2 separate regions of the Homo sapiens genome follow, and region 1 is linked to region 2. The links are chromatin loops, found by intact Hi-C in ENCODE. Cell type or tissue: heart right ventricle. All regions are shown on one strand. Links, peaks and the distances in the headings refer to the core of each region. The heading gives the core; the rest is flanking DNA.

Region 1 (12,461 bases), core at 1,442-9,441, 48 kb after region 2:
AGCCTCCTGAGTACATGGGATTACAGGTGTGCACCACCACGCCCAGCTTACTGATTGAGATGGGGTCTCGCTATGTTGCCCAGACTGGTCTTGAACTTCTGACCTCAAGCGAGTTTTCTGCCTCAGCCTTCCAAAGTGCTGGGATTACAGGTGTGAGCCACCACACCTTCCCTTAATTTAATTAGTTTAAACTTAATAGCCAGAAAGTCTCCCAACATGATAAGAAAAGTCTAGTAGAGAAATGGATGAAGATTCAAATAGGTTATTTCATAAGAGGAAATCCAAATAGCCAATGAGCAAATGTAAAGATGTTTAACCTCACTAGTAATCAGAGCAATGCACATTGTAACCACAGCCATCTGTCCTGTTGGAGAGGATTCAATCAGTAGGATGCAGGCAGCTAGTATTACATAGTAAAGTTGAAGAGGTGCAGCAGTTCTTCAGGTACATATTTGCCCTAGAGAAACTCCTATTTGTTTGCACCTTATTCTCTTGTACAAAAATGTTCATTATATCTGTAAACTGCCAAGAACTCAAATACCCATCAACAGAATTCATACAGCGGAAAGCTAAAGACCTACATGCATCAGCAAGAATGAATCTTGTAAACATCGTGAGGATGAAGGAAGCAATTACAAAGGCATATAGCCAATACAAGCTTAAAAAAAGACGCCAAACCGATCTGTTAATATTTAGAGAGCTGGTGTAGTGAGTCCAGAAAGAGAAGGAAATGGTTTTCACAGAAGCCAGCACACCATTTCCTCATGGAAGTTAAATTGGAGAGGGCCACAGGGACCCCTAAGGCACTGAGTGTTTTATTTCATAACCTATGTGGTGGTTACATTGATTGTTTCTTAATAATATTCTTAAACTGCATACATGCTTTGTATTGCCTATATTGGTATGATATATTTTATAACAGATCAACAACAACAAGAAGATTGACGAGGCTCTTTATATGCTGATATTTATTCACCCAAAATAAAAACAAACTCAGAGTAAAATTGGGATTGAAGGAAACTATTAAAATATCTCTAAAGCCCATTTGTCCAAAATCACCAGCAATCATCAAACTAAACAACCAGATACTGTAGCCATTTCCATTCCAAATGGGTAAACAGAAATGCTGGCCATGCCCATTCTTATTACACATTATTTGGGTGGTCACAGCTGATGCAGTGCGATGGAAAACAAAGCAGAATAAATAAATATTAGAGAACAAAAGATAATCATCTTTAAATATAGGTGATATTATTTTATACCTCAAAAACTCATGTGACTGCTCATGTAACTATTAGTAAGTGATTTTGGTTTGATATGAAGATAGAAGGCAAATATGCGGCTTTTCTCTAGCAATATTTCTGTTTTCAAATATGAAAAAATCTTATTCATAATGAAAACAAACTGTCAAATGCTTATTAATGCATTTGGTAAGAAAGACAGAACCTACGTTAGGATCGTAAAATCTATTTGAAAGAAATAACCAAGACCCTAATATATGAAGAAACATACCAGTTTCCTAACTGGAAAAACTTAATACATCCTATAAAACTGGCAGATCTCAAGTTAGTGTGTGAACATAATGTAGTCCAGTCTGAATACCAGGCCTGAGGTTTTCCTAAACCTAGGATTGGAAGTGACCCATTAGAAGAGGCAAAGTTCTGAGAGTAGCCCATCAATTTTTGAAAAAGAACACTGGTGATAAAGGACTGGCATTTGAGTTACTAAACCTGATTGTATATGCTTTATAGTCACAACAGGAGGATGCCAGTGTACAGAGTACACGACCCAGTCAGTGGAAGAAAAGAAGTCCAGAAGTGATTTGAGAGGATATGAAGGAGGAAGGGTTAATTTAATAGCTGGTACTATCCTTCTGCAGGCAAGAACCCTCTTCCTCCTCCCCACCATTAGTGAACATAAACTTCAGAATAATTAAAGTTCTAAATATGTTTTTAATTATAAAAACATACAATTCAGGAGACTATTTGAACACCCCTTTGAGTAGGAATTGTCTTCATAGGCAAGATAGGAGACCTGGGAGCTAGAACAGAAAAGATGGACAGGTGCGATAGGCTCCCTAGAAATGAGAACATTTCAGAATGACTGAGCTGCTACTCGCCAGGCCACAGCTCTGTATGTGTACACAGTTCAGGGTGTCCACAGCAGACAAGGAGTGAGGCTTCCTGGTCTTTTAGTGAGGGTCTTTAGTTGGGTAAAGTAGCAGAAATCCAAAGGAGAGGAAATGTGGATGGGCAATAAATATTAAATTATGTTCAACCTCAGTGGTAGATATGGAAATGCAAATTAAAGGGCACCATTTTTCTCTTATCACATTGGCAAAATTCTAGAACTTTTTATAACATCTAGTGCTGACAGAGAGTGGAGAAATGGCACTTTTCATACATTGCTTGTAGGAGTGTGAATTACTGTAACCTTTTTGGAAAGTTATCTCTTCATATCTGTTAAGTTAAAAATATATCTACTCCTTCATCCAATAATTTCACATTGGGTTTTGTATCTATCTTTGTTGAATAAATGAATCTATCTCAAAGAATAAAAGGATGCATATTTTGGAATACAAGTGTAAGGAAGTCCGTCTGTGTATATGTCACTTTACAGCATGCTTGTTTATCATCCATAAGGTGTAAGACTCTGTATTGTCCGTTGTGAACTTTAAAGTTGTTTTATCCAGTCACAAAAAGCCAAAAGCCAGTAGGGATTCTGCTCATTATGTATTTTGTACATATATATACACACACAGACACACACAAACACACGTGTGTGTGTGGGTGTGTGTGTGGATGTGTGTGTGGATGTATATGTACATGTGTATGCTCACATTTTGAAGGGCTAATACTGATTTCTGTAGAGAGTGTTCCCATTCTCCAGTGCTGTATAACTGACCACCCCAAAATGTACACAGTACTTGAACAACATCAGCAGCATCTGTTCTGCTCATAAATGTGCAGTGTAGGCCCAGCTCAAATGTTACCTTGTCCCTGTCCACAGAGCCAGAGCTGGGTGCTCAAGTCCTGGGCCAACATCCTGTGAGGGCTCCTCAGTCACAGCTGTGGCTGTTGGGGTGGGGAGACTCCTGCTGCCGAGCACCTGGCTCCCCACCCCTGCCTGTGTCTCCCTCTGTCCTCATGTGGCCCCTCCACTGGGGGGCTTAACACTCTAGACTTGGTGTGTGGTGTTGCACAGAGCCAGGTAGAGCCGTGTCGCCTTTCACGACTAGCCTTGGAAGTCACACAGCATCACTTCTGCCACACTGCGCTTGTTGGGGCAGTCACTGACCTGCCCAGGTTTGAGGCAGCGTGGACTCTGCCTCTTCAGGGAGTGGTAAGGGCTGGAGGAGCCAGCGGGACTGCAATTCCTGCTGGCCAATTTTATGAAACATTTTGAAACAAAGGCTAAAGCTAAATGCATATTTTTGTTGAAGCACAGCTGCAGGTTTTGCTTTGTGCTGTCTGCAAATGTCAGCAAATTGGCTTCAAATGATACCAGGGATTTTGTTCAGTGACTTGAACAACTGTTCCCCATTCCTTCGCTCACCGTAATGTGTCTTGAGGGCATCTGTGACCAGGGGACCACTGCCCAGAGAGTGGAGGTCCTGGTGAGGGAGTGTGGAGAGCAGCAGCGTGACCTTGATCTGCCCTGATTTGGAGGCGGAGCAAGTGGGTGGTGCGGCGAGGGCAGCTGGCCCGGCCTGAGCAGGTCCCAGCCTCTCAGCACTTTGGGCCCTGACGCCATCTTTCTAATGCCCCTCTCGCTCTTGTTTTCTCTGACTTTTCACTTTTTTCCTGTTTGTATCAGAGGGCTACTGGTGGACCCCAGTGGTGGTCTGGTGAGCTGTTTCTCACTCAGGGTTTACCGACACTGTAGAACAATGCTGGGGACGAACAGCACGGACCATTTCAGACTTGGAAACGTAATTCAGAGGTGGGCTTTGGGAGGGCTTTCTACCACGGCTCCCACCCCTGATGTGAGCTGCCATGTACTGTGCTGCCAAGGGTACAGGGCCAGCTGTTTGATCATCACCCTTCATGCGGATGGTGAATGAGAGGCAGGGCTGGGTGATGTGGGGAGAGGAGAGCACGGAAGTGGATGTTGCCCTTAACCCACAGCATTTATGCGTCTATCACTGACTTCCAGATTAAAGGCTCTTTGATAGAGGGTATGCAACAGATGAGAAATGTAAGCTGTTTTCAATGGACTTTTTCATAATTGGAAAAGCAAATTGTTCACATAAGGTATTCCCATAAAATTGTGTTTCAGGAATAGACCCATCTCTGCAAGCAGAGAATAGAATTCCTGGGCCCTCACAAACCACGGCCGCTGCACCCAAGCAGCAGAAGTCTCGGCCCACCGCCTCGAGGGATGAGCGCTTCCGGTCAGGTAGGGTCACAGCCTAGGCAGTGGGGAAGGTGGACGGGCCTGGAGCCCTTGGACTCTTGCCATGAAGTCTTCCAGTTATTTTTCCTTTGCCACAATATCTGCCAAAGAAATTATTTTCACATAAGCAGTAATGTACATCATCATATTTTTTTCAAGAAAAACATTTAACCTTCACGTAACCACAGTCTGTTTTAATGTATGGTGTAGCTTTAGTGGCACTTTCTTAGGGGATGCCTACAAAACTCTCTAGAGAAGTCTTCTTCTCACTCTTACTAGAATAATTTCTTTAAAACTTTTGTACACTTTTTACTTTGAAGTTGATACTAATAATTTTTGTGCTTTATGGAGCAGCTTTACTGCTAGGTGCAGGTGTTTTAGTATTTCTTTTTCTAATTTTGGAGATTTCCTTCCAATTAGATTTCTGCCACTCTGTTTGGCAGTGCTTTTATGAATATTTAAATTTGTCTCTGATGTTTTACTTGAATCAATAGAATGGCCATTGAAAAAAATTCACATTTTCTATTATAGTTTATATATTAATAACTTGAGCACGTTATCTATTTAATATTTTCACCACTGTGTGGTTGTATATTTTCTTCACATTTAAGCTCTTTTGACAGGCCTTTTTCAGAAAAAATTTTAATAGGGATAATGGTTGTTTTAAGAATACTGAAAACAAAGATTAAGATTTTAAATGTTTTTTCAACAGGGAGTGTAAAGAAATAGTCTAAGAAATATTCGAACAGATAATGTCTTACCAATTTGATACACATTTATAAAAAACTTTATCATGTGGCAAACAGCTTCTTCTCTGATTGTATAAATAATATATGCTTAGTGTTAAATATATAAAAAATATTATACCAAATTTAAGGACAAAGTTAAAAATCACCTGATACCCCTGAATCCTGAGATGGCCGCCCTCAGCATTTCACTGAGCACTGTTGTCCTCATGCCTGGATGCAGATGCACGCACACATGTGTACTTTCCATGAGAGTGGTCCTAGAAAAGGTCTCCTCCTTTCTGCCGCTCCTTATTTTCTACATGTCCCAGCTCTTCTCCCCAACCCTGTTCCCTGCTCATGGAAGTGATGTTAATAAACTGGTTTCTGCCCTTGTGAAGTTTATACTAGGTGTATTCTTTATCTTTTGAATACAGGTCTTTTATCATAAATATGATTTGCCAATATTTTCTCTCAGGCTGTGATTTGTCTTTGTGTTTCTTTAAAGTATCTTTTGAAGAGCAGAAGTTTTTAATCCTGATGAAGTCTAAGTTATCATTTTTTTAAATTGATAGTGCTTTTGTTCTTGTGTTTAAGATATCTTTGCCTAACCCAAGATTACAAAGATTCTCTCTTGTGTTTTCTTGTACAAGTTTTGTAGTTTTAGGTTTTTTAGTGCCATTTTAGTGCCCTTAAGTTTGTGATCTTTTTTTTTAGTTAATTTTAGTGTAAGTACAAGGTATGAATCAAAAGTTTACTTTTTTGCATGGAGGTAGTCAGCTGTTCCTGGGCCATTCCTTAAGCCTATGCTTTCTCCAGAGAATTCCCTTTGCACTTTTTTCTAAAAGCAGTTGCACATAAATGCGCGCATCTATTTCTGGACTCTCTGTTCTGTTCTATTGATCTATTCGTCTGTCTTTATGGCAAAACAGTGTTCTCTTGATGATCATACCTTAATAATAAGTGTTAAAATCAGTAGTGTTAGTCCTTCAACTTTGTTTCTTATCTGTGTTCTGTTGTATCTAATGTGTCTTTTTTCCTTCTTGCACCTTTAAGATTTTTCTCTTTATCACTGTTCTGTGGGCTCGATTATATCCTCTCTGAAATTCCTATATTGAAGCCCTAACCCCGGTGGGATGCTATTTGGAGTTTGGTCCTTTGGGAGGTAATTAGGTTTAGATGAGATCATGAGGGTGGGGCCCTCACGGTGGGATCGGTGCCCTTATAAGAAGAGGCATTGGCCAGGCGTGGTTGTTCACGCCTGTAATCCCAGCACTTTGGGAGGCTGAAGCAGGCGGAGACCAGCCTGGCCAACATGGCAAAACCCCATCTCTACTAAAAATACAAAAATTAGTCAGGTGTGATGACACATGCCCATAGTCCTAGGTATTCTGGAGACTGAGGCATGAGAATCGCTTGAACCGGTAGGTGGAGGTTGCAGTGAGCCAATATTGCCCCACTGCACTCCAGCCTGAGTGAGACTCTGTCTCAAAAAAAAAAGGAAGAAAAAAAAAAGAGGCACTAGAGCTTGCTGGCCCCCGCCCTGCCCCATCAACCTATGAGTACAATGGTTAGAAGGCAGATGTCTGTAAGCCAGGAAGAGAGCCCTCACCGGACACCAACCATGAGGCACCTTGATCTTGGACATACAGTCTCCAGTAAGAAAAATTTGTGTTGTTTAAGCCACTTAGTTTATGCTGTTTTGTTATGGCAACTGAGCAGACTAAGATGCTGGTGTTGAGTGATTTGATTATGATGCACGTGGGCTGGTTTTGTTTCTTGTGCTTGGGGTTTGTTGAGTATTTTTGGATCTGTTGATATACCCTATCAGGTTGATATTATCTATATTTTTAGTTCTAGGTTGTTTTTAATCTATACTTATTTTCCTTTTTTTCTAAGACAGCAATAATGTTTAGGGGAATCACAGTAACTTCCAAATCCATCACAAGGGTCTCAGTTTGTTTCTTGCTCTCTTTTCGTGAGTGCCTTTTTCCATGAGTGTTTTCAGTTAAGTCCTTGTGTGGAAATGCTTTTCGAACCTTGTATGTCTGATAATATTTTTATTAAATATTCATATTTAAATGATAATTTGGCTGGATATAAAATTCTAGGTTTAACACTTTTTGTCTTCAAAACTATTGCTTTTTTGTGCCTGGTGTTACTACTGAGTATTGTCAGTCTGTTTCTTGATCTTTCAAGGTGATTTACCTTTTTCTCTGGAAGCTTTTAGAATTGTTCTGTGTCTTTGATATCCATGAATTTCCTTTATCATATGTCTAGGTGTGAATTCTTCACCTTTCCTGAGTAGGAAAAGGTTTAACCTGGCCCTACAAGCCATTTAAATGTGAGATTTTTAAATGTTTTCAGACATTTGTTGGGGAAAATTGAAGCGTCTACAAAACTGGCCATCATTGTATTATAGCTCCCCTGGACCCATAGTCGAGCTCCAGAAATTCTGGGCCATCCATGCCCTGCCTTGGATTAATCTATACTCTACCTGCTTCCTCCCTTCCCATATGGTTTCATAGCAAATCTCGGATATGTTATTTCATTTAGATGTCATAATATTCTCGATCTCTGTCATTTTGATGTCGTAATAGTCTTGGTTTCTGTATCTGAAAAGATTGTATTTCTAAAAGATAATGCCATTTTCACAAAGTAATTAACAATAAATACTTCCTTAATAGCAAATATTCAGCCAATGTTCATATGGCTTTTGCTCGTATGGCTTCTAAGGAACAAGTTTATTTGGACCCAGGATTCAAATAAGAGCTACACATTGCAGTTGGTTGGTAAGTGTTTTCAGCCTCTATGAACCTTAGTTTGTAGGAGAAGCTGAGCTGTGTTTGTCTGATGGTTCCTCTTGGTGTCTCTGACATGCTTTTTAGGTCACTAGGTTTGATGAAAGTCAGGTTACAACGTTCAGCTGTTTACAAGACTGTCATGGGTGGCCCTGTGTTCCTCCACCAAGAGGCCTGTTGGGCCTGACTCTTGGCTGTTCACTGTGGTGCTTGAAAACCAGTGATTTTTCTCAGTTCTTAGATTGATTTCCTTTGGGCTGCAAAATGGTGAAATTTAGATTCTGACATTCCTTCTTCACTCAAAGGCCAGAATATTTCCGTAAAGAGAAACTTCTGTTATTTACAACTTGGTACAGGAAAGAAAGTCAAGATGAATATTTAATTCTTTCCATTTATTTACTAGTTTTCAGAACAATAGGTTGAGTCACTGGCCTCCTCCAATGGCAACCAATTGATTGCGTTTCCTCTTTTCCTTTTTCTTCTTTTCTTCTGTCAGTATCATATTTGATGTTTCAGTCCATTTTAGTATTTATTCTTACCGATATTCAGATTGTCCCATTCTTCGCCATTGGGAATCTCTTCAAATTGGCTCGAGTTGTTTGACCATTTCCTGGTTGGCTGTTAGGATAAGAAGTTCTAGGTTCATCCTGGGCATTTCTCCCCTGCTCCAGAATCTGCCATTTCTAAGGGTTTTTTTTAAGTGAGGATGGTGTTTCAAGACCACAGTCTGGGCACTAGGATGCTGATTGCTATTGGGCTGATTGTTGTTTGTAGACATTTTCACTGTACAGAGGTAAGACAGACTTTTAAAAGACAGGATACCACATTTGTTTGTAGTGACATAATCTATTCAGATTCAGAACTGCAGGGTCTGTACTTCATCTCTCTCTCTCCCTCCCTCCCTTCCCTCCATCCCTCCCTCTTTCTCTTTCGCTTTTTCTCTTCTCTTCTCTTCTCTTCTCTTCTCTTCTCTTCTCTTCTCTTCTCTTCTCTTCTCTTCTTTCTCTCTCTCTCTCTCTCTCTCTCTCTCTCTCTCTGTTTTTGAGATGGAGTTTCACTCTTCTTTCCCAGGCTGGAGTGCAATGGCGTGATCTCGGCTCACCACAATCTCTGCCTCCCGGGTTCAAACGATTTTCCTGCCTCAGCCTCTCAAGTAGCTGGGATTACAGGCATGCACCACCATGCCCGGCTAATTTTGTGTTTTTAGTAGAGACAGGGTTTCTCCATGTTGACCAGGCTGGTCTGGAACTCCCGACCTCAGGGGATCCGCTCACCTCGGCCTCCCAAAGTGCTGGGATTACAGGCATGAGCCACTGTGCCCATCCTCTCTCTCTCTTTCTTTTCTTCCTTCCTTCCCTTTCTTTCCTTCTTTTTCTCTTTTTCTTTCTTGGGTTCTCACTCTGTCACCCAGGCTGGAGGCAGTGGTACAGGCATAGCTTACTGCACCTTGGAACTCCTGGGCTCAAGTGATCCTCCAGCTTCAGCTTCCTGAGTAGCTGGGACCACAGGCGCATGCCACTGCACCTGCCTAATTAAACAAAAAAAATTGGGCCAGGTGCGGTGGCTTACACCTATAATCCCAGCACTTACAGAGGCCAAGGCGGGCGGATCACCATGTCAGGAGTTCAAGACCAGCTTGGCCAACATAGTGAAACCCCATCTGTACTAAAAATATAAAAATTAGCCGGGCGTGGTGGGGGGTGCCTGTAATCCCAGCTCCTCGGGAGGCTGAGGCAGGAGAATTGTCTGAACCCGGGAGGCGGAGATTGCAGTGAGCTGAGATCACGCCATTGCATTCTAGCCTGGCGACAGATCGAGACTCCATCTCAAAAAAAAAAATTTTTTTTTCAGAAATGTGGTCTTGCTGTGGTGCACAGGCTGGTCCTGGCCTCAAACGATCCTCCTGCCTCAGCCTCCTAGAGCGCTGGGATTACAGGCATGAGCCACTGTGTCCAGCCTACCTCTTTCATCTACATTTGTATCTCCTCTCCCTCATGAGTGTCCAAGCTCTAGCTATGGTAGAATCAGACTATTAAGTGCTTTTCATTTGCCATATCCCACAGGACTCACGAAGAATCTATATGACAATGCCTTCACTGCTATCAACAATATGAGAGAGTTTAAAAGTTTTTGTTCAGTTATTTTTGTCCTTATTAGATATTTCTGGAAGTAGAGGTTGACCAGTCTAACTTCAGTGTTTTAAAGTCAGCTGCAATAGTTTAAACCAGGGGTGTCCAATCTTTTGGCTACCTTGGGCCACGTTGGAAGAAGAATAATTATCCTGGGCCACACATAAAATACACTAACACTAACGATAGCTGATAAGCTAAAAAAAATTGCAAAAAAATCTCATAATGTTTTAAGAAATTTTACGAATTTGTATTAGGCTGCATTCAAAGCCCTCCTGAGCCATATGAGGCCCATGGGCCACGGGTTGAACAAGCATGGTTTAAACCAACAACTAGATACACATTTAGGCTCATTTGTTTCACTTTATTTTCAATTTTGGGGATTTCTCTTTTATTCAGTTTTGATTTATAACTAAGGAAATATTTACAAGATTCCAAAGTTAGATCTACAAACAAAGAAATATTTAAAGAAATCTAGGACCAACATGTGAGGATAGACAGAGAGAGCTTCTATTCCTTTTACCCCCACTGAAAACAAACAAAAACATGAAACTTAATTTGTTACTTTATAAACAGTCTTGTAAAAAGTATTTTTACTGCTGTCCTTCCTGTGTAGATGTCCACACTGAAGCCGTGCAAGCAGCTTTGGCCAAATACAAAGAGAGGAAGATGCCTATGCCTTCGAAGAGACGTTCTGTCCTTGTGCATTCGTCTGTGGAAACCTACACCCCTCCAGGTATTGATAAACAATGTCAAGTGTGGCTTTTTTTTGAGTGTTTCACAGGCCTGATGTTATCCTATTTACTTCCCATTGAGTTGGAATATCCGTCTGGCCTGTAGTATAGATTGGACGCATTTGGAGATTAAAAATGTTTGCATATGCTCGTATTCCTTACCTGAAAATCTATGGTGTACATAGTATTCTTACCCAAATGGGTACTTGCTTTCTATAAGACTTTTTGTGTGGATCTTAATTTCTTTTACTAAGATGCTATTTATGTCTTTTAGTAAAGAGAAGAACCTAAAGCACTAAGAGGAGCCTAAAATAAGCACTAAGCTAAAGCTTCCTGAATTAGGAATTTTACAGTTATTGTCATCTTATTACCTATAACTTAACAGGTTGTAACCAGGACTTATATGCAACAGTATAAGACTATTTGGAAAGTTTTGCGGTTGATTTTGTTGTTGTTTTATTGTTGGTACCATTAGAAATGAAAACTTTTATATGAGGTTTCTCTCTAGCAATAATGTATTTTAGTCTTCCTGTTAAACTGTACAAGATGTCGATAGTGTCTAATGACTTCACATTCATGAACTTGCATTGTTGTCATATATTTAAAGTATCAAAAATAGTGACACCCATTTTTGGTTTGAGGTATTTGGAGATACTACACAATAAAACCAAACACACCAGATTCGTAAGATGATTTAGTGGTTTTGGTAACACTTTCTTGCTTAAAAGAAGTTTATTGTTGAAAAAAATCTTAGAAATGGCTGTCAAATTATTGTTTTTGCTAAATATAGCTATAGACACTATCCAATTTTAAAATAATGTTTTAATAATTGTAAAACCCATAATGAAACACACAGTCATGCTGACTTGAAGAAACCTTAATGTACAGTTAATTTTGTTGTCTGAAGCAATTTTCTCGGAGAAGGAATTGTTTTTAGGGCTAGTTCACATGACTCCCCTGAAAGGATGCATGTAGACAGGGCTGCGGTTCTCCCATGGCCACCATGTTGTTGCTGGGGCCATGCACAGGCCAGGATGCCTTCTCACTGCCTCCAAGATGTAGGGCCGGGCACAGGCTCTCCCCTGGGTGATGCTGACTGATGTGTGGATATGGTGTCCGACTCTGTGGACATGCAGTGCAGCACTGAATATTCACAGAACACCCCCACTGAGGTATATGCTGAAGCCGTTTAGGAGATCAGAGGCTGTCTTCACTGAGTGTGTCTGGTACCCTGTGGCTGAGTTCTCTCTGGGGAGCTGGGGGCTCATGGAATCATTTTCCCCACAGTAGGGCTTCTTGCATGCCCTTCTAGATTGAGGGTGACCTTTGAGCTGACTGCGTGGCTTTGGGCAGAGCTGTGCCAGGTGTACAGAAGCATGCTGCACACAGGTCTGGGAGGCTCCAGTGTGAGTGGGAACTCCGTCCTCCTCTTGACTCATCCCGATATCATGCCTGTCATCGTTATTTTAACCACAGACACGTCGTCTGCCTCAGAAGATGAGGGCTCTTTACGGCGACCCGGGCGACTCACCTCCACTCCGCTCCAGAGCCATTCCAGCGTCGAGCCCTGGCTCGACCGGGTCATTCAGGGCTCGTCCACCTCATCCTCTGCATCCTCCACCTCATCTCACCCGGGAGGGAGACCCACCACTGCTCCCAGTGCTGCAGCCACGCCGG
Region 2 (12,461 bases), core at 1,834-9,833:
ATGACTTTGATCGTGGAGCCCACGCATGTGAGGTGCAGGGGAGCTGCGCCGCTTACCCTCTGGCCCCGCCAGCTGAACGTCGTTGTGGGTGGGGTGCACCCTGCCCCCTGTGTTGGGCCCTGGTGACCTTTCAGCGTGCCCACCCTCCACAGGCTGAACGTCCTTTTGATGGTGGAAGTAATAAACCTGTTTTGAGGGGCTTCACATCCGCCCCCTTGGGATGAACTAACAACGGTCCAGCCACCTGTTAATTTCAGTGCTGTTAGAACAACCAAACGGGCTATGCTTTGTGACAGGCCTGCGTTGTTCATACAAGCCAGTTGCGTGCAAAGTCTGTGATTCAATGACTTTTACAATTTTCTGCCAGCTCCACAAGCTTCTCATTGAACCCCAGACACATTAATTACAATCCCTAAAAATAACTGTTGACAAAAAACACAAGTAATGTTCATGCCCTTTAACAACAAATTCTTACAAATTTATTTTCTTTTCTCCAAGAAAAAAATGGCAGCAGAGCTGCAGTTCCAGTTTGTGGACGTCCTGCTGAAAGACAATGTTTCCCTCACAAAAGCGCTCAGCACGGTGACCCAGGAGAAGCTGGAGCTGAGCAGAGCCGTGTCTAAGCTTGAGAAGTTGCTGAAGCACCATCTGCAGAAGGGCTGCAGCCCAAGCGTAGGTGTCTGTGCTTAACTCTTACCTGCCTCAGCCTAACCCACCATGGTCCAGAGCAGCTCCACCCCACAAGAGGCCGGGCTCCCTTTAGGGACCTGGGGATGTGGGCGTCACCTTCTCCCTAACCGCCAGGCTCTGTTGCCTCTGTCTGAAGCCTTGCTAAATGTTGTGGGATGTTTGAACATCTCAGCCGACTTCCAGCTCCGCCACAGACGGCGTCCTCACTGACCCTGACCGCTACTTGATGTTTGGTGCATGTTCATAAAAGGGTATTTTGACTAAGAATATTATAATCTGATCTAATTTAGAGTTTTAGTTAAAGTGATTTATAATTTTTTTTTTTTTTTTTTTTTGAGACCGAGTCTTGCTCTGTTGCCCAGGCTAGAGTGCAGTGGTGCGATCTCAGCTCACTGCAACCTCCACCTCCCAGGTTCAAGCAATTCTCCTGTGTCAGCCTCCCAAGTAGCTGAGATTACAAGTGCCCGCCACCACACATGGCTAATTTTTATATTTTTAGTAGAGATGGGGTTTTGCCATGTTGGCCAGGCTGGTCTCAAAATCCTGACGTGATTCCGCCCACCTCAGCCTCCCAAAGTGCTGGGATTACAGACATGAGCCACCGTGCCCGGCCTAAAGTGACTTATAATTTTCATAATGGTATAGTTGGATAGAGTTATCTTCCGGAATGTCTCATTTTTTTTTCTTTTGTATTTAGGCTATTTTGTTTGTGATTTGCTTTATTTTTTATAACTTTTTAAAAATTATTTTTAAATTTACATACAGTAAAATTTGCCCTTTCCTGGTGTAGTGTCATACAAGTTCACACACACACACATCCCTGTAACCTTCATAAGTAACCACCATTCACAGAGCACACAGCGATGGCCCCCCCAAAAAGAGCAGCAGGCATCTCCGCCTGCCACAGGCCCTGGCTCTCTCCCAGAAAGGTGTGTCAGTGGAACCAGCCCGTCTGGGACCTCCTAAACTGGCTTTTTTCACTTTTTGGGTTTTTTTTCTGAGACAGGGCCTTGCTGCATCTCCCAGGCTGGAGTGCAGTGGAGCAGTCACAGCTCACTTCAGCCTTGACCTCCCAGGTTCAGGGATCCTCCTGCCTCAGCCTCCTGACCTGCAGTGGTGTCAGCAGCAACCTGTGCACGTCCTCCCGTACACTCTTAAGTCATCTCTAAGATCACTTGCAGCACCTCATTCAGTGTAAATGCCACGTAAATAGTTGTCATCCTGTATTGTTTAGGGTGTAGGGGCAAGAAAAGAAGCACACGTTTGGTACAGACACATCGTTTTTTCTGAATATTTTTCACCCACAGTTGGTTGAATCCATGGATGTGGAACCCACAGCTGTCGAGAGTTGACTGTGCTTGTAGTTACCAGTGGTTGGCATTTCTAGGACCGGAGAATATGAGAGTGTTTAAGGCTTAAAGCTTTGAATTTGGGGTGATTTTACAAAGAATTGGTTTTCTGTTTCTGTTAAAATGTACCTTTTTTGCAATCATACTTCAGCAAGTGGCATGTCGTAATTACTCCATGTTAATTCTTTGGCTGATCACAGCACGGCGTAACCTAGGCCCTGCTGAGGGGGTGCTGAAGTTGAGGAGGGGCCAGGTGTGGTGTGGTCAGCCTGGCCTCCCCGCACATGGCCTTCTCCCTCACCTGCCCCCGGCTGCGTCTCTAAGATGCTCTTGTTGACGAGCAGCTCTGTAGACAGCGCTGGCTGTGCTTCCTTACAGAGGTCGGAAAGGTCTGCTTGGAAGCCAGACGAAACGGCTCCACAGAGTTCCCTGAGGCGCCCAGACCCCGGCCGGCTTCCACCAGCTGCCAGCGAGGAAGCACACACCAGCAATGTCAAGGTAGGAACGGTGCCACGAGTATAGAACTTTGGTGCTTTTTTAAGTCCTGGGTTTGCAAATTGCAGGCAAAGCATTTTTGTGACCACAAGGTTCTCGTCTGCCGGGTGTAGCAGTCACATCACTAAAGGAAAGGACGTTCACAGAATAAACTTCGGCTTGAATTTTGTTTTAATTGTGCACAAATACTGAGTTTCTGTGCTTGTTAAGCGTGGAACGTGGAAGGCTTTGACAAAGTCAGCAAATGGCGGCCTCTGCAGCCTGAGGGAGGCCTGGCCCAGGGGCTTGCCGGGATTCGGCCCAAGATCTGCTGCAGTCTCCTGATGGCACACGGTCCCCACCCCGTGACGTCCATCTCATGCCCAGTTTGGACCTTACCTAAGGGGTGAAATGCAAGAAGCTTCATAGGGGCTCATTTGATGATGCTGTGGAGAGGAGCTTGTGGTCCTAGATCTTGTCTGACAAACACAAATTGATCTTCCAACAGCAAGGTTGTTTCTGGCCACAGATACTGTTGGAAGGCCGATGGCTCTGTGATGATTTGATGGGAAAAAACAATCTGACTCTTTGGAAAGAGCAATGGTGTTAATGTGCTTTTGTCAGCAAGACAGTCTTTGTTTCCTATGATAAAATTTTACTGCTTTTTTTCTTTTAGATGGAAAAATTGTACCTGCATTACTTGAGAGCAGAGAGCTTTAGAAAAGCTCTGATTTATCAAAAGAAGTATCTTTTGCTGTTGATTGGTGGATTCCAGGATTCTGAACAAGAAACACTCTCCATGATTGCCCATTTGGGGGTATTTCCTTCCAAAGCAGAACGGAAAATCACATCTCGTCCTTTCACCAGGTTCCGCACGGCCGTCAGGGTGGTCATTGCAATATTAAGGTAAATGCCATGACGTTCAGTCAGTGCGTTCCGCGTCTGTCTCCGTGAGTGGGCAGCACACTGCATGGTTTTTTGGTCATTTTATTCCTTGAAACTCCATAATATGTTCTTTTTAAAGATGAATGGCATTTGAGGCCTTAGAGAAAATACAGATGATGAACTTGTCTTCAAGAAGTCATGTGTATGAATCTCTCACCTTCTAAAACTAAAGATTTAAGGGCACCTTTGTATTACAGAGGAACATCTTGACTTTTAATGGGTTTCGTGCCACAAAGAACGTGCTGAATTTCTAAAACTGTTTTTCCCCCTAAACACTGTGCGGCTGTGCCTGCTCCCTGATGCCACAGAGGTGTTTCCCAAGGCCACGCGCGGGCCTGTCTGGAGTAGCAGATGCAGCAGAGAGCAGCTAGGAATCCCGCTCCTTTCAGAGACCAGGTGCCGAGCCAGTTCAGTCATCGCGGCTGCAGGCTGGGCCAAAGTGGGGTGCAGGCGAGGCCTCCTGGGTTGCTGTACTCTCAGCTTCTCTGGTCCTGGGGCACTTTGTCTCCTCGTCTCTGAGCTCCCCTGACCGTAGGCCTCCACCGTCCATCCTTCCACCCACCCATCTGTCCATCCTGTGTTCATGGGGAGAACACCCTGCAGGAGGAAGCATTTTAGGCACTAGATAGGGGAGGTAAGCAGACCCAGATCCTACCTCCTGTCGAGGAGGGGAGATCTTTTGAAGGCAGTGGTGTCCCAGAAAGGAGCAGTCTCTGTGTCCCTGTGAGGGCACTGCCTAGGGTAGCTGCCACCAAGGGGCCTTGACAGGTCTTATGGAGGAATCGGCAGTGTCTGCTATGCCTCAAAGGAGGGAAGCCACAGGCATGATGCTTGTTCCGAAGGCCATCCTAGCAGGGCGTCTGGGGCCCTGCACACTGACCTGCATGCCCTCGTCACCTGCACTCTGCATGCTCACCATCTGACGGACTCCTGCGAGGGCTGGGGTCTCCGTGTTCTGAGCCTGTCCAGTGGCATCTGTGACAGGATGAAGATGGGAGGGTCCTGCACACCAGGCGGGAGCGGCATGTGTTTCCTAGTCACTGGTGTGGCCGGCTGACTTTGAACTGGAGTCGTCCTGAGCTGGGCCATGGTGGGTGTCTAGGGGACCATATGGTCCACGGTGGGGCCGCAGTGAGGCTTTGTCAGGTGGTTGGGCATGGGAAGGTCGCCGCCGCCGGCAGCCCTGCGAGCACTTTGGATGTGTGCACCCGGCATGCCAGGCCCGAGTCAACAGACTGGCCGACCTTGGCGTCCTGGTCCCCATGGGCAGCGAGGCCCCCATTCTGCTTGTTTGGTCACAGTGGGGTTTTCATTGCTCTTTCCCTTCCTGTCTTGCCGTACTTTTAAGTGTGTCTTGTCTCTTTTTTTTGTAGATTACGTTTTTTGGTTAAGAAATGGCAAGAAGTAGATCGGAAAGGAGCTCTGGCACAAGGCAAAGCCCCTCGCCCAGGTGGGACTCCAGCTGCTGTTGACCGCTGGACTCACAAACCTTTCTTTCTACTCTTGTTTTTCATTCACTTTGGGTCATTTTTCAGTGTTGATGGGGACGTAATAAAGCACGGTAAGAAAATCCGTGAATTCCGTCAGAGCAGTCGTCCAGAGGGAAGGCGCGCCCGGCGTAGGGAGGTCAGAGCTCATGTTAGCTATGAACACAGGTCACAGGGGCGTACGGCGATGGGAAACACTGAGATGCTCAATATATTGATTATTTAATAGTGTTTAGCAAAATGGTCTTTTTTTATTCCTTAAATCAACTGAAACTCACTTCACGTCTCTTTCCTTGTAGAGCATCATGCTTATTTCTGGCTCACTCACATCTTTGTCTCGGGAGTTCTCTGCCGAGCCATTGCCCCCTACAGCAGAGAGCACAGCTGGCTGCACTAGTGCTGAAGGAGCCAGCCCCAGAGCAGGGCATTTCCAGGGGCTCTTGTCCCAGAGCGGCAGGCGTTGTGTGCAGAGAACGCCCCTCCCACGCAGCACAGAGAACGCGGGGTGGGTGTGTGGCTCCGGGCCTGTGGGGCTTAGGCTGCCTGAACCACCGCCGACTGGCACCATGACTCGGCATTCCTGGAAGTGCCTTACCAAGTTGTTGTTGTTGTTTTGTTGTTTTTTAAGAGACGGGCTTGCTCTATCATCCAGGCTCGAGTGCAATGGCACAGTCACAGCTCACTGCAGCCTTGAACTCGTGGGCTCAAGCCATCCTCCTGTGTCAGCCTCCCCAGTACCTGGGACTGTGGGCATGAGCACTGCGCCTGGCAGCTGTATCAGTGTTGACTCCACATTTTAATAGTTGCTTCTTGAAATTAAAATGCTTTGATTCAGCCTTCAAGCCATCAGGAAAGTTTGCCCCTCTGAGTCACACCTGGTGGTCTCCAGGGTTCCTGCCCCTCCCTCCTGAGCCAGCTCCTCAGAGCGGATAGAGGCAGGACCCCCACCCAGGTCTTGAGACCCCCCTGCCCCGCACTCCCCCGGAGACGGGCTACCCCTGCAGATGCAGATAGTCAAAGCTCAGGTTTCTTCCAAAGCTTTTAAAAAGATATTGTACCTTGAGCACTTTAAAAATGTCTTAAAATTGCCATACAGGCTCTTAAAAGCTTATACGTTTAAACTGTTGATAGATGGGCCTTTACTAAAATGCATTCATTTATTTTCCTAATCCCTTGGTTGTTAAATAATTCTGGGGAAGGGCCCCGAGCACGACAGCCGCAGTCTCCACCCAGAACCAGAGAGTCCCCCCCAACCCGGGATGTACCCTCTGGCCACACCAGGGACCCTGCCAGAGGCCGCAGACTGGCAGCAGCAGCCTCCCCACACAGTGGGGGAAGGTCAGTGTGATGCCTTCAGGCCCCGTCTCCTGCCAGGGCTCTCCCTCCAGCCTACATAGGGCCTCAGAGAAATGCATTTTTAGTTCTGGCTTTGGCCCAGCCCAGGGCAAGGCAGGAAACTCTCCAGCGTGAGTCCGTGAGGGCCAAGAAGTCCCGCCCTGTTCTGGGGGAGGACCTGGCTTTTCTGGTGTCTCTGGTGCCCGAGAGCCCGGTGCTGCCATCTTTAGTGAAAGAGTAAATGGTGGCCGAGGGCTCCTTTTGTGAGGGATGTGCCTTGGTGAAGAAGGCATGTTCCCTGCCGTGAAGATACTTGGAAGCTCTGGGTGGAGAGGGAAAAGGGATACCCCTGGTGCTCCCTGGGCCTGGCGGAAGGCTAGGAGGAAGGACAGCTGAGGTGAGGACTGAGTGGGGCAGGTATCACCCTGACAAACAGTTTGGGAAGATCAGGAAAGGCAGGTGAGACCTGGTGCAGAATCCAGGTTGGGTAATAGATACATCGTCGAAGATGTAGCAAGCAAAGTAATATACTCAACTCTGGAACATTGCACAGAAGCTTTTAAAGCACTCTGTGACACTTTTTGTAATGAGGGATCTGAAGGAAACGGCCCCAGAGTCACCCATCCCCACGGGTCTGGTTGGCGGGGCTGGTGCCTTTCTTCTGCACTCAGTCACCATGGCTCCGTCTGTCAAACTCAACTCTTTTTTTTTTTTTTTTTCTTCTCTTGGTGTGGTAATTTGTTTGAAGAGCCACTCCATCCCCAAATTCAAGATTAGAAAGATCCCTGACTGCTTCTCAAGATCCAGAACATTCCTTGACAGAGTATATTCACCATTTAGAAGTGATCCAGCAAAGATTGGGAGGGGTACTACCAGGTAATGCAAGTCCTCGCCGAGTATTTATTAAGCTGATTATCACTGTACCCTGGAAACGTAGGGTCTGTTGAAAGATGGCTGGTATTCAGCTTAGTAACCAAAGTTTCAGTCTGAACAATCAGTGTCACTAATAGTATTAGAATAGAGGCTACAAGTGAAGAATCTCACAGAAGTCTAAGCCAGTGTACTCAGTGATACGTGCTGAGGTCAGTTTGACTTAATCACCGTCTGGACTTTTTTGTCCTTTCTCTTACATTGATAGCGAACATAAAGATTATATTTCGACCAGGATATAATTTGTTCAGTGTTTCTTAAATATCATAATTTAAACCACTGTATAATTCATATTTTTACCAAAATTTACATGAATTCAGTGATAGTGTTTCAAAATTGTGGAATTCTTTTCAAAAAATCTGTGAAGCCTTGTAACCAATTTGCTGCCTCATTTTTATTTATATGCAGATTCTACTTCAAAGAAATCCTGCCACCCGATGATTAAACAGTGAATAAAATGTCATGGCTCTTTCCTGCGACAATTCTATTTGAGGAAAAGATTTGTTTTTCCCTTTTCCCAAGGAAGCTCGTGGGACAGCATGGGCACTACTCTTCATGTGCGGTGACACCAGCCCCCAGATGCCTTGAATTAAGTGTCCTCACCTTTATGCATGACTGCAAAGCCAGCTGGAGCATTTTCTATGGAGCCTCCGTATGTTTTAGGCCCATGACCTTCGTGAGGTGACGGGCACTCACTCCCATGAGCCCTGGCTGTGTGCTGTTGTGTGCCTATCGGCAGATCCATCCTTCCTGCCTCCAAGGAGGATACACAGAGAATGGCTTCCTGTTGTTTTGTTTATTTTCTTAACGTGTACAGATGGAAACTTCATTTAAAAATAAAAACAAAACAACTCAAAAAGGAATAAAATTTAATCACTGTTTTGTTTGTGAATAGCCCTTGTGTTGTTTTTTTTTTCCATTTTATCCATTTTATCAGTTTGCCTTTCTCACTGACTAAAAAATTGAGCAGAGAGTTTATGTTAAACTCGTAAGTCAAAAATTTTCAGTGGAACCCGGAGCATTCTTGAATAGCCACTTGACTGTTGTTTACTCTTACTTGGTTTCTTATTTTTTTAAAGATGCTGCCACTATGTATCCACCTCTCATGGCCATGCTTTTTGTTTTTGAGATGGGAGTCTCCCTCTGTCACCCAGGCTGGAGTGCAATGGTGCAATCTCGGCTCACTGCAACCGCCGCCTCCTGGGCTCAAGCAACTCTCCTGCCTCAGCCTCCTGAGTAGCTGGGATTACAGGCGCCCACCACCAGGCCCAGCTAATTTTTGTATTTTTAGTAGAGACAGAGTTTCACCATGTTGGCCAGGCTGGTTTGAATTCCTGACCTCAAATGATCCATCCTCCTCGGCCTCCCAAAGTGTTGGGATTACAGGTGTGAGCCACCACGCCCGGCTGGCTGTGCTTTTTTATGTTTCACTCATACTCGCTTAGACTAGACAGTAATACCTAGCCAAGGACCCTTTATCCAAAAATGTACTAGATGGGTATAATTTTTTTATTTTTAGAGACAAGGTCTCGCTCTGTCACCCAGGCTGGAGTACAGTGGCACAATCACAACTCACTGCAGCCTTGACCTACCAAGCCCAAATGATCCGCCTGCTTAGCCTCCCGAGTAGTTGGGACTACAGGTGCGCACCACCACGCCTGGCACTAATTTTCGTATTTCTTTTAGAGACAAGGTTTCACTTTGTTTCCCGGCCTGGTTTCAAGCTCCTGGCTCAAGCAATCCTACTGTCTCTGCCTCCCGAGTAGCTGGGAGTACAGGCACGCACTGCCACATTGAGCTAGTTGTTTTTTGTTTTTTTTTTTTTTTAAGTAGAGATGGAGTTTCACTCTGTTGCCCACACTGGTCTTGAACCCCTAGCTTCAAGTGATCCTCCTGCCTTGGCCTCCCAAAGTGCTGGGAATACAGGCTCAAGACACTGTGTCCAGCCCTAACTTATAGTTTATTGAAGGAAAAATAAATGAAACCATGAGGAAAAAGATGAACATGGGCTATTCTACAGTTAACTGCCCTCGTTTCATCAAAGACAATGGGACATGAATGTGAGGAGCCTGTTCTAGCTTGAAGCCAAGAAGCTGTCAGCCGGGTGTGGTGGCTCACACCTGTAATCCCAGCACTTTGGGAGGTCGAGGTGGCCAGATCACAAGGTCAGGAGTTTGAGACCAGCCTAACCAACATGGCAAAACCCGGTCTCTACTAAAAATACAAAAATTAGCCGGGTGTGGTGGCAGGCCCCTGTAATCCCAGCTACTCGGGAGGCTGAGGCAGGAGGATCACTTGAACCCAGGAGGCGGAGGCTGCACTGAGCCGAAAGTCCTCGGTACCAAAAGGTGCCAGTGAAGACACTAGATTGCAGATAAGGATGTTCCTGTTTTCATTGTGTATGAGCCACCCAGTTTCCCTCAAAAATTGGGATCAATAGCACCAGTTAGTGCAGTAACTCCATCCCTGGGTGTTGGCTCAGGCAGCAGTCTCAACTGCTAGTTCAAAGTTCAAAATACCACCATTGTCGTACCTGGTAGAAGCAGTCCTCCCTTGGGACAGTGGAGTTCAGAGTTACAAGATGAGAAGCAAAAATTCCTTCTGGGGTTACTTGGCATAACAGTAAGAGGGGCCATTCCTATCTGCAGCCCTTAGGTTTCCAAGCCAGCATATGCTGGCTGTGGGAGAAGTAGCACTAGGTATTGTTCAGTTAAAGCCTATACCACATCCTGTATTATAACATCCATATTGACAGGGCATTGTCTCCAATCTGGCATCATAACTGAGCCTTCGGGAGGCCTTTCCACCATCCACTAAGCAAGCTACTTCTGACTGATAGGAGTTTGGGGTAAGATGAGGGCATCGTACAACCACATGCTTAGAGCCACACTTGCTCTCAGAAGAGTTTTCTGGTTAGAAGCGATGATGAATTAGGAATTTGGGAAGTCTGCAAATGAGTGTTGGGCGGGAAAAGCAAATTCATATGCAGAATAGGAATGGATAGATGCAGGGGGACAGCAGAGCTGGAGAACTGCATGGGAGCCTGGGCTACCGTTCATGCTGCCTGCTGCCGCCTCCCTGACCTGCTGGAGGCTTGTCTCCTTTTCTAACACGAGCTGCCTGTCCTACAGTTCCATTCTGACACTACCTAGAGTCAGAATGGACACAGTTCCCACAAGTTAAGGACAAAGTCCTTCCATTTTTAATTAATTTATTTTTGTAGAGATGGGGGGTCTCCCTGTTGCCCAGGCTGGTCTCGAATTCCTGGGCTCAAGTGATCCTATCTTGGCCTCCCAAAGTGCTGGGATTACAGGCGTGAACCACAGTGCCTGGCCTAAAGTCCTTCAATTCTGGTACTACCTGGAGTCAGCACAGACCCTAAAAGCTAAGGACTCAGTCTCCACGTCAGACGTCAGCCACAAGTGGTGTTTCCAGGCTACCCGCAATTCTGCCCAGCCAATTTATAAGTTTGTGGGGTTTTCAGCCCCACCCCTGTAGGTTTAATAATTTACTAGAATGATGCAAAGTACTATTCTTGGGATTACCAGTTTATTATACAGGGTACAACAAAGGAACAGCCAAATGGAAGAGGTGAGCAGGACAGGTATGGGGCTCAGAGCTTCTGTGTCCACTGCAGGCGTGCTGCCCTCCCAGCACTATCGGGGGAACCCATCCCCAATATTTCAACGTAGGTTCTTTCTATTTTCCCTAAGTGTCGGCCAGTCTGAGAAATAGAGTACAAAGAGGAAGTTTAGAGCTGGGCTGCCAGGGGTGACATCACATAGTGGTAGGACCGTGATGCCCACCTGAGCCGCACAACCAGCAGGTTTTTATTAAGGACTTCAAAAGGGGAGGGGGTGTACGAACAGGGAGTAGGTCACAAAGATCACATGCTTCAAAGGGCAAAAGGGAGAACAAAGATTACGTGCTTCTGAGGCCAATAAAGATCACAAGGCAAAGGGCAAAATCAAAAACTCCTGGTAAGGGTCTATGTTCAGCTGTGCATGTATTGTCTTGATAAACATCTTAAACAACAGAAAACAGGGTTCAAGAGCAGAGAACCAGTCTGACCTCAGATTTACCAGGGAGTGGTTTTTTCCCCCACCCTAACAATCCTGAGGGTACTGCAGGAGACCAGGGCGTATTTCAGTCTTTATCTCAACTGCGTAAGACAGACACTCCCAGAGCAAGCATTTATAGACCTCCCCCAAGGAATGCAATTATTTTCCTAGGGTCTTAATATTCCTTGTTAGGAAAAGAATTTAGCGATATCTCTCCTACTTGCACGTCCGTTTATAGGCTCTCTGCAAGAAGAAAAATATGGCTCTTTTTGCCCGAACCCACAGGCAGTCAGACCTTATGGTTGTCTTCCCTTGTTCCCTAAAATCGCTGTTCTGTTCATTTTCAAGGTGCACTGATTTCATTATTGTTCAAACACACGTTTTTTTTTTTTTTTGGTTTGTTTGTTTTTTGAGATGGAGTCTCACTCTGTCGCCCAGGCTGGAGTGCAGTGGCGCCATCTCAGCTCACTGCAAGCTCCATCTCCCAGGTTCATGCCATTCTCCTTCCTCAGCCTCCCGAGTAGCTGGGACTACAGGTGCCTGCCACCACACCCGGCTGATTTTTTGTATTTTTAGTAGAGACGGGTTTTCACTGTGTTAGCCAGGATGGTCTTGATCTCCTGGCCTCGTCAAATGCACGTTTTACAATCGATTTGTACAGTTAATGCAATCATCACAGTGGACCTGAGGTGACATACATCCTCAGCTTACGAAGATAACAGGATTGAGATTAGACAGGCATAAGAAATTATAAGAGTATTACTAGGAAGTGATAAACGTCCATGAAATCTTCACAATTTATGTCCCTCTGCCGCGGCTCCAGCCGGTCCCTCGGTTTGGGGTCCCTGACTTCCCGCAACACAGCACAACCCAGAACCTCTGTAAGCCTCATTGGCTAAGAGTTTTTATCAAGGCCTCATTACATAGTCATGATGGATTGGATTATTGATCACATGATTGAACTTAAACTCCAACCCCCTCCCCTCTCCAGAGGTTTGAGGGTGGGGCTGAAAATCCTAATCCTCCAATCATGTGGTTGGGTCCTCTGGTGTCCAGCCCCCACCTTGAAGGGGCCCCACCACAATCACCTCAAAAGCCTGAATAGAAAACTTTTAATGACTGCACCTGGGATGGATGCCTGATATGGTTTGGATCTGTGTGTCTGCCCAATCTCATGCTGAATTCTAATC

The links. A loop is a pair of places that touch in the nucleus more often than their neighbours do. Peaks named below come from ENCODE experiments on the same cell type or tissue, not always from the same donor. Only the 100,000 strongest peaks of a DNase experiment are listed, where the experiment ranks them.
Region 1: it touches region 2 in a loop (5-fold over the local background); 4 of 110 quality-filtered maps call a loop at or near these places.

The regions. Positions count from the first base shown.
Region 1 is chr21:46,486,322-46,498,782 of GRCh38, forward strand. DIP2A (disco interacting protein 2 homolog A) reads left to right here. Exons shown (of 38, transcript NM_015151.4): 3 at 4,279-4,398; 4 at 10,667-10,786; 5 at 12,261-12,461. Among named protein-coding and RNA genes, the nearest start is that of DIP2A-IT1, 30 kb to the left of the region's middle. In heart right ventricle, for the core only: no CTCF peak of the experiment used is centred there; no DNase peak of the experiment used is centred there.
Region 2 is chr21:46,437,666-46,450,126 of GRCh38, forward strand. It overlaps PCNT (pericentrin), which reads left to right. Exons shown (of 47, transcript NM_006031.6): 41 at 499-672; 42 at 2,418-2,537; 43 at 3,190-3,419; 44 at 4,832-4,908; 45 at 6,145-6,283; 46 at 7,029-7,156; 47 at 7,619-8,104. The coding sequence ends at 7,662. It overlaps LOC124905046 (a long non-coding RNA gene), which reads right to left. Exons shown (of 2, transcript XR_007067915.1): 2 at 10,746-12,461. Among named protein-coding and RNA genes, the nearest start is that of DIP2A, 15 kb to the right of the region's middle. RefSeq lists an enhancer at 5,868-6,787 and a silencer at 11,298-11,498. In heart right ventricle, for the core only: no CTCF peak of the experiment used is centred there; no DNase peak of the experiment used is centred there; H3K27ac peaks cover 1,860 bases.